Linked DNA regions of Mus musculus: region 1 is linked to region 2. The links are chromatin loops, found by intact Hi-C in ENCODE. Cell type or tissue: gastrocnemius. All regions are shown on one strand. Each heading gives the region's core, and the rest is flanking DNA. Links, peaks and the distances in the headings are about the cores only.

Region 1 (5,381 bases), core at 317-5,316, 77 kb before region 2:
TTGGGCATTTTGGCTAAGGTCACTCACATTGAGTCCTGGGAGGCTCCCCCATCCCAGATCTCTGGGACTTTCTAGAGGTTCTCCCATGCCCCCACCCCCAGCAGCTGTATATATCTACTCATTCTCCCATAACCTCATTATGTAGTCCATCTTCATTCTCCTCTAGTTTTACTCTTTCCTAATTCCAAGTAACACTTGTCAGAAAACAGAAGTATGCCAAATGTAGTTATAGATCCAGTTAGCTTTAACTTTCAATTCATTAACCCCTGTTCTATAAAATGCATGAGCATGCCCACCAAACATTAGCCAAACAGTGGGGTTTATAAAATTGGATCAGACAGCAATACTGAAAAAAGCTGATGAGTTAACATCAGGTTACATTTTTGTTGTTGTTGTTGTTTCTTCTCTCTCTCTCTCTCTCTCTCTCTGTGTGTGTGTGTGTGTGTGTGTGTGTGTGTGTGTGTGTGTGTGAAGGAGGGAGGGAGAGAGGGAAGAGGAAGGAAGGTAGGAAGGAGAGGGTAGAGGAGAGACAAAAGAGTTGGTATTTCATGAAGGCCCAAAGAGTGTGATAGATCCCCCTGGAGCTGGAGTTATTTGATATGGGTGCTGGAAAATGAACTTGGGTCCTCTGGAAAGGCATCAAGTACTGTTTGTTAACCCGTGAACCATTTCTTCAACTCCAGGTTACTCTTCTGTAAACATTAAAGCAGAATGGATTTGCTTATTATGCTGGTAGAGATAGGTTGAAATCTGTTTTCAGGACAGATTGGTCTGTTTGGGCATTTATTTCCTTCAAGTTTCAAATTGATTATGTGACATTGTGTAAAGGGGTGAGGTGGGGAGGGGAGGGTAGATGTTGGGTGTTTTCCTCTATTACTTCAACTTATTTAACCTGGAGCTCATCAATTCATATAGAGCCAGTGAGCCCCGAAGCTCCACCTGTATCCCCTTCTCCCACCCCAGCACTAGTGATATAGGCACATGCCTTCACCCCTGACTTTTTATGTGAGTCATGAGAATCTAAACTCAAAATTCTTGTGCTTGTGTAGCAAGCAACTTCCTATGGTCTATCTCTCTAGCCTGAATGATGTGGCATTTAACAGGGGTGACTCCATTTTGGTTTAATAGTCTGTTCTTTTAGGGTTCAGTAAAGGAACTCAGTTCAAAACAATAGCCTCCTATAATGATTCTGCCCGCTTGTCTATACATTTACTTATTCTAAAAATTTAATGTGAGTGGAATTAATGTGTTCATTTGTGACTGACTTTTTTGACTTAGCAAGTTTTTGTTTGTTTGTTTGTTTGTTTGTTTGTTTGTTTTGAGACAGGGTTTCTCTGTATAGTCCTGGCTGTCTTGGAACTCTGTAGACCAGACTCAGAAATCCGCCTGCCTCTGCCTCCCAAGGCCGTGCGCCACCACCACCCGGCACAGCAAGCTTTTATATTTCACCCATATTACAGAATGTTCTAGTAAATACTTCATAGTGTTGTCAAATAATACTCCGCTGGAGCAGAATTGCTAAGATATACTTCATATTTTAACTTTTTAGGCAACTGACAAACTATTCTCCAAAGTGACTGTACCATTTTACATTTTAATAGTAATGCATGACACCCCAGTTTCTCTTTAACCCTTTTCTTTTTAAAGATTGTAGACAGCCTAGTGAATGGGCTTGAAGTGGTTTGGGTTTGTATTAGTTTCATGGTTAATAACAAGTGCAACCGTGTGCATATGGTGCCCAGGAAAGTCAGAGAAGACTTGATCCTTTGCAATTGGAGTTATAAATAGTTTTAAGTGTCTGAGTGTTGGGAACCAAACCCAGGTCTTCTGCAAGAACAGTAAATGGTCTTGATTTCTGACCCATCTCTCCAGCCTGTCTCCTTTTGCCTATTTTAAAATTGTGTTATTTTATGTTTTTTGTTATATTATAACTTTTTCTTCCTTCTAAATATTTGGCTTCTATCAAATACATTTGAAAATATTTTTTTCATTCTGAGAAATGTTTCATTTATGTGATGGTACCCTTTGAAATATAAAAATAATTAATTCTTTTGGGGGTTTTGTTTGTTTTATCTCTGTGCTGGGACCTATCTCAGGACCTGTACCAGTTAGACAAGTACTCTGCCACTAAGCTAGAGGCCAGCTTTTTGTTGGTCTAATTTTATAAGTCTACACTTTCTGTCATAATAAAGTACAATTTAGTCTAGGGCAAGACTTAGTTTTGTCGGTTCTCCCCCCCGCCCAATATCTCACATTTAATAATGTGACTGTTTTGACTTAATTTTTTTGTTATACATTGTGTTATTTTAAAAACATTTTGAAGTCACTATGAAAAATGTAGAATGATTTCAGGAAGAAATCTGGTTTTTGACTCTTGATCTGATCAATAGTACTGCCTAGAGTCTGGGTCTCCAGCTGGTACAGTTTCTCTGCTTGCTGGGGAAGCCTGAGGCAGTTCAGTCCCTGAGCAGATGAGGGCAGCAGTGTTTTAGTGAATGAGAATTCTTACTCTTCTAAAAACAGCATTTTAAAGTTAGAGATTTTCTTAATCTGTTTAACCTGTCTTCTTTTTGGTGATAGTTATTAGGCACTAAGTTTAAAGCCTTTTTTAAAGATTCTTTAATATTTAAATTTAGGAACTTTCTTTCTCTACCCTCATAAATTATTCAGGATTCTCAGTTTATGGTCCCAGTTCGTAAGATGTGAATATGATCTGGGGATCAGTGTCTTCAAACTTAGGACATAATTTTCTCAAATTTCCATGGTGCATTTTTCCATTCTCCTTTTATTATTTTGTTGCTACCTGTGCTCTTTAAGTAGTGGTAAAGTAGTAGAGTAACACCTAGTATGCTAGTAAATGCTAAAGTTTTCCTCTGCTCACTCTAGAGACGAACTGGCAGGTTTCAGTCTCATTGTGAGGGTGGATAATATAGAAGTTGGACGCATGGACAATGCCCTTTCTTTTCTTCAATATAAGAATTTTTATGTCATCTCAGCATTAGACCCGGTGTCCTTTATAGAACTGAATATTAAACATGGATTAAGTGTTTCTTTTATTCTGTTAATGGTTGTTTTCAACATAAGGAAAGACAGTCTAGAGAGATGGCTCAATGGTTAAGAGTACTACTGTCTGTCCTTCCAGGGGGCCCTGTTGATTTCCCAACACCCACAACTATCGATAACTATACTTCCAGATGGTCTGATGCCCTCTTGGCACCAGACATGCACGTGGTACACAGACAGACATACAGGCAAAACATTCATACACATTTTTAAAGGAAAGAAGTAATAAATAATGAACATCTGTTTTGTTTACCACTCTGCTAATAAGTACTTTATGTATATTGTCTTCTAATTTTAAAACTAGTTCTTCCTTAATGCTGTTTTTTTTTTTTCTACAGTTTCCTGAGAGGGAAACATATTAGGAAAGTAAAAATTTAACTAGGCTCACTTAGGTGGTGAAGTCAATATGTGTGGTCATATTCGATGGCGGTATCCTCCATATTACATTTTACAGAAATGATATACTTATATGCATCACTGTGCAACTTGTTTTGGTTTTAAATCCAACAGTATTTTGAAAAATCTCCTTCTTGATTACTACTGTATAGAGATAATTTGGCCAATTGTTTTACCTCATGAGTATATGTTTCAGTTTATTTAACTTGGCTACTGAAAAATCAGCTGCCAAGGAAACCTTTAACTTGAGCCTTTCTTGGCTTTTCCACTAGAGGGTGTAACAAATGTTTCTTTTTGTTATTGCTATTAAAATGTAATGTGTTTACTTCTCCTTATGATTATCAGGAAGGAAATATTTATTGCATATAATTGGTATAGTACCCTTCCTGTTCTGTTTTTTTCTGCAGGTTATTCATTTTTGGATCCTATGACAGAGAAACAAATGTTCATTGCACACTTGAGCTGAGCAGTGGTGTTTGGGAAGAAAAACAAAGGAGTTCTATTAAGACGGTAAAATGCATAGTTTTGCATTTATGTAAGATTTATTCTATAAGTATGCCTTTATTAGTATTTCTGTATTTCTAGATATATTGTTGGTCATAAGTAAGTTATTTTCTTTTTTGCTAAGCAGCATCAGTAACAAAGTAGATCACCTGGAACTGGTAATGAACACACTGCATAAGAAGCAGTCTGTTCTGCTTGCTTTTCAAAATGTCAGTGTTGTTTCAGTGAAGGAATCAAAGGTTATAACTTGTTCATGTGTGCAGGTGCACATGTGTGAGCCCACATGTAAAAGCCAGGGCTCTGTGTAATTCCTTAGACAACATCTACCTTTGTTTCTTTCTCATGGTCTCTGACTGGCCTGGAGCTCACTAAGTAGGTTAGATGGGCTGGCCAGCCAGCCCAGAAATCCACCTGTCTTTTCTCCTTTCTAGAACTACCATGCTTACAAAACAAAATTTAAAAAAATGGGTTCTAGAAAGTCTAACTTAGGTTCCTCATGCTGAAAAGGCAAACACTTTATGACTGAGCTATCACCCCAGCCCCTGGAAGGAATTAGTTTTCCTGCGTGCTTCAGATGCTGTGTGTGCATCCACTGTGCTTACTCACTCAGCAGGATTTTATCTAGAGCTGCTTTTGCTGGGCTCAAGTTCTGATGCTGGAGAAACAGTTCAAGACAGACGGATTCTGTTCCTGTGGGACTCGTGTCAGCTAGAAGTATGCTCGGTAGAAGACTGGGTAAAGAAGCAGCAGCTGTCAGTAACCCTGAAAAGTGGGGAGCTGTCCCTGGAGCTTGACAGCTGCTACTCTGAAGAAAGCAAAATGAAAGTTATAAAAGGATGCTCTTAGACCTTACTGACTATTCAGTGCATCCTTCAATTTAAAAATGGGTAGCAAAGATTTTCTTGGAAGAAATGGAATAATTTTTCCCTGAGTGGGAAATAGAAATGAAGTTAAACTGATAGAGGAGGATTGGCTGATTCACAGAGCTGGGTTATGACAGACACAAGAGTTGTTAAAGATCGTGAATGTGGTAGGAGAAGGTTACGAATTCCTCCATATGTCTCTCAATATGAGGTGCCTTTCTCTGGCACCCACTACCTTATGTTTTGAGACAGGGAATCTTATTGAACCTTGAGTTCATATTTTGGCTATGCTAGCGGGCCAGGGACTCTAAGGGACTTGGATCTCTAGGTTCCATCCTGCCCCACCTCCCGCCCCTGGCACTGGGTTTAGAGACTAGCATTGCCATGCCCACCATTTATTTAAGTTGCTTCTTTTTTTTTTTTTTTTTTTTTTTTTTTTTTTTCCTTGAGACAGTTTCACTGTGTTACCCTGGCTAGCCTGGAACCTGTTAATATAGACCAGGCTGGTTTGAACTCATAGAGATCTGCCTGCCTCTGCCTCTGCCTCCCAAGTGG
Region 2 (5,381 bases), core at 307-5,306:
GGAATAGTGACTGCTAGTCTCTGAAACTAGGGTGTCTGAGTGCAGAGGGGCATACACAAACACTTGGAGTGCAGGGCCTTGGTTCCTTCAAAGAGCCAGAAGAGAAAAATCTTAGAGCCATGTTCAGAATGTTGGATGAGGGCTATTTCCATTCAGACTGAATAAACTGGGTCTTCAAAGAGAGAAGGATGCTCACCTCAAATAAACAAACATTTGAAGTTCAGACCAAACACTAAGGGGAAAGTGACAGCGTGAATTCAGAGGGTCCTGCCTGCACAAAGGCTGAGAGGGGGGACTCCCCTTGCTTTCCTATAATCAACACGCATGCACACATGCATGTACACACACGTGTATGGCTCCTTTTTGCAAACCAAGTGTTACAGGATAGCTGAACATATAAAAACAGAGCAAAGTGAAACAGGGATGGGAAAGGAACCCCTTCACACACAAAACCACAAAAGTCTGCAACAGTCTTACTGATACCTTTACAATTACTGTGATGAAACAATGTTGCCAAAAGCAAGGTGCACAGGAAACAATTTATTTGTGTTACACTTCCACGTCATGATCCATCACTGAGGAATGTCAAGGTAGAAACTCACACAGGGCAGGAACCTGGAGGCAGGAACTGATGCACAGGTCAGGAGGGGTGCTGCTTACTGGCTTGCTCATCATAGCTTGCTCAGCCTGCTTCCTTATAGAATCCAGCACCAGCAGCCCAGAGATGGCACCACCCACAAAGGGCTGGGTCCTCCTACATCAGTCACTAATTAAGAACATGACCTGCAGGTTTGTCTACAGCTTGACTTATAGGGGTATTCTCTCAGTTGGGGTTCCTTCTTTTCAGATGTCTGTAGCTTGTGCCAAGTTGACGTAAAACCTGCTAGCACACCAGGGAAACTAAGACATGGGGACACAGTCCTGACTGCAAGCCCTCAGTTGCCCTAGCATCTAATCCCTGTTCAATAAATCCGTGTTGACTCAGTGACATGCTGATTACTTTGCCTAGTTCTCTATGCTTTCCTACACATACTTTTTGAAGAGACCAACCTGGGCCTAGACCTCAGAAAGGCTCCTTAATGGCCTATGATTTTTAATATGTAGTACTTAAAAGGGTTTTATTCTGTGATCTAAATTGCAAGGCTCAAAGCAAGGCAGTTAAAGGAAGATGAAAAGAAGCCATAATTTGTATCCAAGATAGAGATGTTCTTTGTTGTCCTGCACCCACATCAGCTTCCGAGTTCTCATTGACTAGAGGTGAGTATCCATCACCATGGCAACAACCAAGGTACTCAGGCTACCCTACCCTAGATATGCCTGCAGCCTGCCTGGTTGGGTGTCCGAGTCCAGAGAGTTGATGGGAGACATAGTGGTCACAGTGGGTCCAGCATTGCTCCTAAGTCATGGCGCTTATCTCAGGGGCTCTGATTCCTTAAGAGAATAGGAGTTCGGGTCACTGTCCTGAAAGGCTGTGCCGTTTGTATATACTGGGCATCCCAAGCTCACTCTTTTAGGGTTCTGTTCCAGGGCCTGAGCTGTGAACTCTGGGTACCGAGTGAGTGAAAACCACCAGACTAACCACTTTGAAATGAACAGATACCAGATGCGCTTCGAGCCAGCCGCTTGGGAGTTTCATGAGAGAAACTAGAGCCAGGACCTCACATCAGAACACACATGACCCTCCAGAAACAGAAGAGATCCAAGGGAGACAGTTTAAGCTGCTGGCATGCAGGATCTGCACTCAGACAGAGAGACAAGAGGAACGTAGGGTCCAGAGGCGTTGTTGGGGATCCTGAGGGTGGAGCTTAGCATGCGGAGCGGGAGTGAGGGAGGTAGGAGGCTGTGTATCATCCATGCCATGAGGGCAGAATGGGGTGCATTGGTTCCGGGCTAAGGCAGAGGGGAAACGACAAGCAAACAAAGCTAATGTTAGAGAGCCACATGAGTGGGGAGCAAGTGTATCGGGTGCTACAGCGCCTCGCCTTGCTTATCCGAGCTGCCCAGGCTGTGGAGGCCCTGGATAGTCCTGGTAGCCTTTACTAAATTCGGACTCATACCTTGCAATCCCCCTTTCTTTCCCACTAGGACAGTGAAGGAGTGCTGTCTGGACCAGCTGCCTCACCCACTGGGATTACTGGGGGTCATGACTTTGAAGGGTACATATCCCACAAGCCAAGAGAGGACTTCTTTTCGAGTAGTTATTACATGCTGGGTCAACTGAGAACTTAAAATCAGGACTACATGTCTTTCAAGTCTGCGTGATGTTCTGGGTGGAAGAGCGGAAAGAGGTTGAGAGAGCCTCTTTTCCTTTAGTTGACTGCAAAATTTGAGGTCAAGGCCACTCCGAGGCTGCTCTTCTCCCACCTGAAGCTTTTTCAGGCACCTGAAGCAGCCAAGAGGCAGCAAAAGGCGAATGCGCCACCTGCTGGCCCTGGAGCGCAAGGTCGACACGGTCTGGCGCGCCACCTGGTGGCCATTTGAGATCTGGCATTCTGCTCCTAGTTTGGCCCAGCCAAGGTCCGACAAGGTTCCATGGTTAGCAGACTTGATAAAGCCAGCTCTGCAGTCTCTGGGATTCCTCCGGGACTGGATCTTTCGAGTTCTCACTATCTGTTTCCTCACCCTACCTCACTGGCTGTGCCATTTGAACGCATCTCTGGACTCACCCCAACTTAATCCTTTAGTTAAACAGTGTCAGGCTGCCAGACAGCTGAGCAGAGTGATGTCACAGCTTCTGGGCTAGTGTGGCTCCCACGCCATTGGTCCCAGTACAGGGGAAGCCAGGCGAAAGACACAGCAAGGTCTCCTACACTCCAGGGCCCAGGAACTTATGGGTGAGTTGAGACTCCTCATGGCTCCGACCGAGCAGTCTGAGAGAGACCCACTGAGCTCTCTGTATGTGGCAGACAGTGCAAAGCACACTGTGGTTTTACTCAGGTGGCTCCACGTTTAGACAGGGGACAGAGAACTAGAACCTCATTATATTCTGGTGACTGGATGTTGTGGGAATACGCAGGGGGCAAGAACACACACTTCTGGTAATCTGGGCCTTTGAGGAAACTACACAGAACTGAGCAGAGAGAGCAAGTCTTCAACCAAACCACAGGAGAAGGGACATGCTCTGAGAGAGCAGCCAATGGTCTGATCACCAACCCTGGCTGCAAAATTGCACCTATCAGAGATGCTTGAAAACACCCCCTGCCCAGACCAGTGGCCCCTGAGGGTGAGTGCTAAGGACTGAATGTGTCACCCAGAGTCAGGTTTTGAAACTAACTTCCAGTGGAGGCGAGGCTGTTGGAGGAGGTCAGAAGGGCAGAACACTCAGGACGGGATCAATGCCCCTATGAAACAAGGAAGCCACATGAGATCTCTGCATGTCCATCAACCAAGAGAGGGTATCCTCCAAGAACCTTACCATTCTGTTTGTAGACTTCATGCTCCAGACCCACGAGAGATGAATGTGTGACTAGGTCATTCAGGGGGCTGCTGTAGTGTGCAGCTGAACTGTCTCCCCACAGATTTGTGTGTCAAATGCTGGACCCACAGCTGATAGCTCTGTGCAGAGGTGACTGGATCCTAAGGCTCTGATTCCATCAATTAACCCATTGATGGGTTCATAGGTGAGTGTGTTTTAGTAGGTGATAAGTCCTGGTAGGAGACGTGAGTCACTGGGGGGAGGGGTGCCCTTGAAAGGAGTATCTTGTCCCTGATTCCTCTTCTCCCTCTTTCTCCTCTTCTCCCTCTTCCTCCCCTGTTTACCTCTTTCTGTCACATTATTCTGCTTCGTCACAATCCCAAAAACATGCAACCAAGAGACCACTAACTGTACCCTCTGAAACCATGACCCCAAGCAAACCTTTCCACCTTTTTGTCTTCTTAGGTACTTGTCATGGCAAAATAAAATATAAATACATAGTCTAGACTGATAAGACAGATAGTAGGGGTCAGGGCGCAACAGAAAGTGCTTGCAGCAAGAAGTGAAGCCATTGAGGAAAGGCTTGGCGTCGTGAATTCATATTCCTGAACCTGGAGAGGCTGTTTTCTGGAATACACACATAGAAATACATTGCTGCCTGTGGGTTGCATGACACAAGGGTAGGAAGTGAGGGGCAGGAAGACACACAGGTCCACATCTTCGGAGCCATGGAAAGTTTTGTTGCTAGCAGACTGGATAAGTGAACCAGCAAGGCAATTCGTCTATCTAATTTGCATAGTGTGCATTCCTGACAGCTTCCATGTCTGTTTTTGCCCCGAGAAGAACTTGGCAGGGCTGGGGTGTAGCTCGGTAGGTAAGGTGCCTGCCTAGCACACATGAAGCTCTGGGTTTGGTCCTCAGCGTGGAGTGAGCTAGGTGTAGTGGCAGACTCCCATGGCCCCAGCACTTTAGGAGGTAGAGGCAGAAGGTTCAAAAGTTCAGGGTCATTGTTGACTACGTGCCATATCCAAAGCTGCCATGGACTAGATGAGACCTTGTCTCAGAAATAACAGACAGCCAATGAGATGTCTCAGTGTGGGCCAAATTGATGGCCACCAAGCTTGACAGTCTAAGTTTGGTCACCAAAACCCACATGCTAGAAGAAGATGACCAACTTCACAGATTATCCTCTGCTACCTGCACCCCATACACACCCTGGCACATGTGCACATGCACACAGACAGACAGACAGATGGACGGACAGACATAGATGATAGATAACCAAGAAAGAAAGGTGGGAGTTACTGAGGAGTTCACACTACCTTTCATGAAGTCACTAATGCTCTGAGGATTCACTTGGTTCAGGTTTGCTTTGTGCCAATCTGGATAAATGCCCAGTGTTTGGTGGGTATCTGTAGAACCTCTAGGCAACCTCCTCCAGCCCCATGGCGAGCCCCTTGAAGGGCGAAGCTGTCAATGAATTTGGGTTTGCAGGGCTTTGCCACACCTTACCAGTATAAACAAAGCTTGAGGAATGCCAGATGGCAAAACCAGGAGCACTGGCCTGAAGGTTCACCCTGGGGCACTTTGTCTTTGCAATGGTTCTTGCTCACACCTTGTTGATTCCAGTGCCTGAGGTAGATCTTCAAGGGTTGGAGGAATTTAGAATTTAATCCTTGCAGGGAAGAGGGAGAAGGACCCAGAAGGAGAAACTGAAGACCCTCCTGAGAAGCCGCTTTTGGCAACGGCTGGAATCTAAGACAGAATAGTGAGCCCCTAAGGGCCAGCAGCTGCTTTCAAACTACCACCTCACAGCATTCCCCCTGTGGCTCCCCTCTGCAACACCAGCCACCACTCACCCAGGAACTAACTTTGCTAATTGCAGGACTCATGTTTCTAAGCTTGCAAGCTCAGGGAGACAAGATACAGCCGTGAGGTATTTCAAATAACCTTCAAATAAAAGAAA

What was found. A loop is a pair of places that touch in the nucleus more often than their neighbours do. Peaks named below come from ENCODE experiments on the same cell type or tissue, not always from the same donor. Only the 100,000 strongest peaks of a DNase experiment are listed, where the experiment ranks them.
Region 1: it touches region 2 in a loop (8-fold over the local background); 20 of 42 quality-filtered maps call a loop at or near these places.

Annotation. Positions count from the first base shown.
Region 1 is chr19:59,313,846-59,319,226 of GRCm38, reverse strand. It overlaps Pdzd8 (PDZ domain containing 8), which reads left to right. Exons shown (of 5, transcript NM_001033222.3): 3 at 3,867-3,969. Among named protein-coding and RNA genes, the nearest start is that of Pdzd8, 29 kb to the left of the region's middle. In gastrocnemius, for the core only: CTCF peaks have their summits at 2,451 (motif pointing right) and 3,725 (motif pointing right); a DNase peak (open chromatin) is centred at 2,459.
Region 2 is chr19:59,236,724-59,242,104 of GRCm38, reverse strand. Kcnk18 (potassium channel, subfamily K, member 18) reads right to left here. Exons shown (of 3, transcript NM_207261.3): 3 at 4,735-5,381. Among named protein-coding and RNA genes, the nearest start is that of Kcnk18, 20 kb to the right of the region's middle. In gastrocnemius, for the core only: no CTCF peak of the experiment used is centred there; DNase peaks (open chromatin) are centred at 2,448 and 2,732.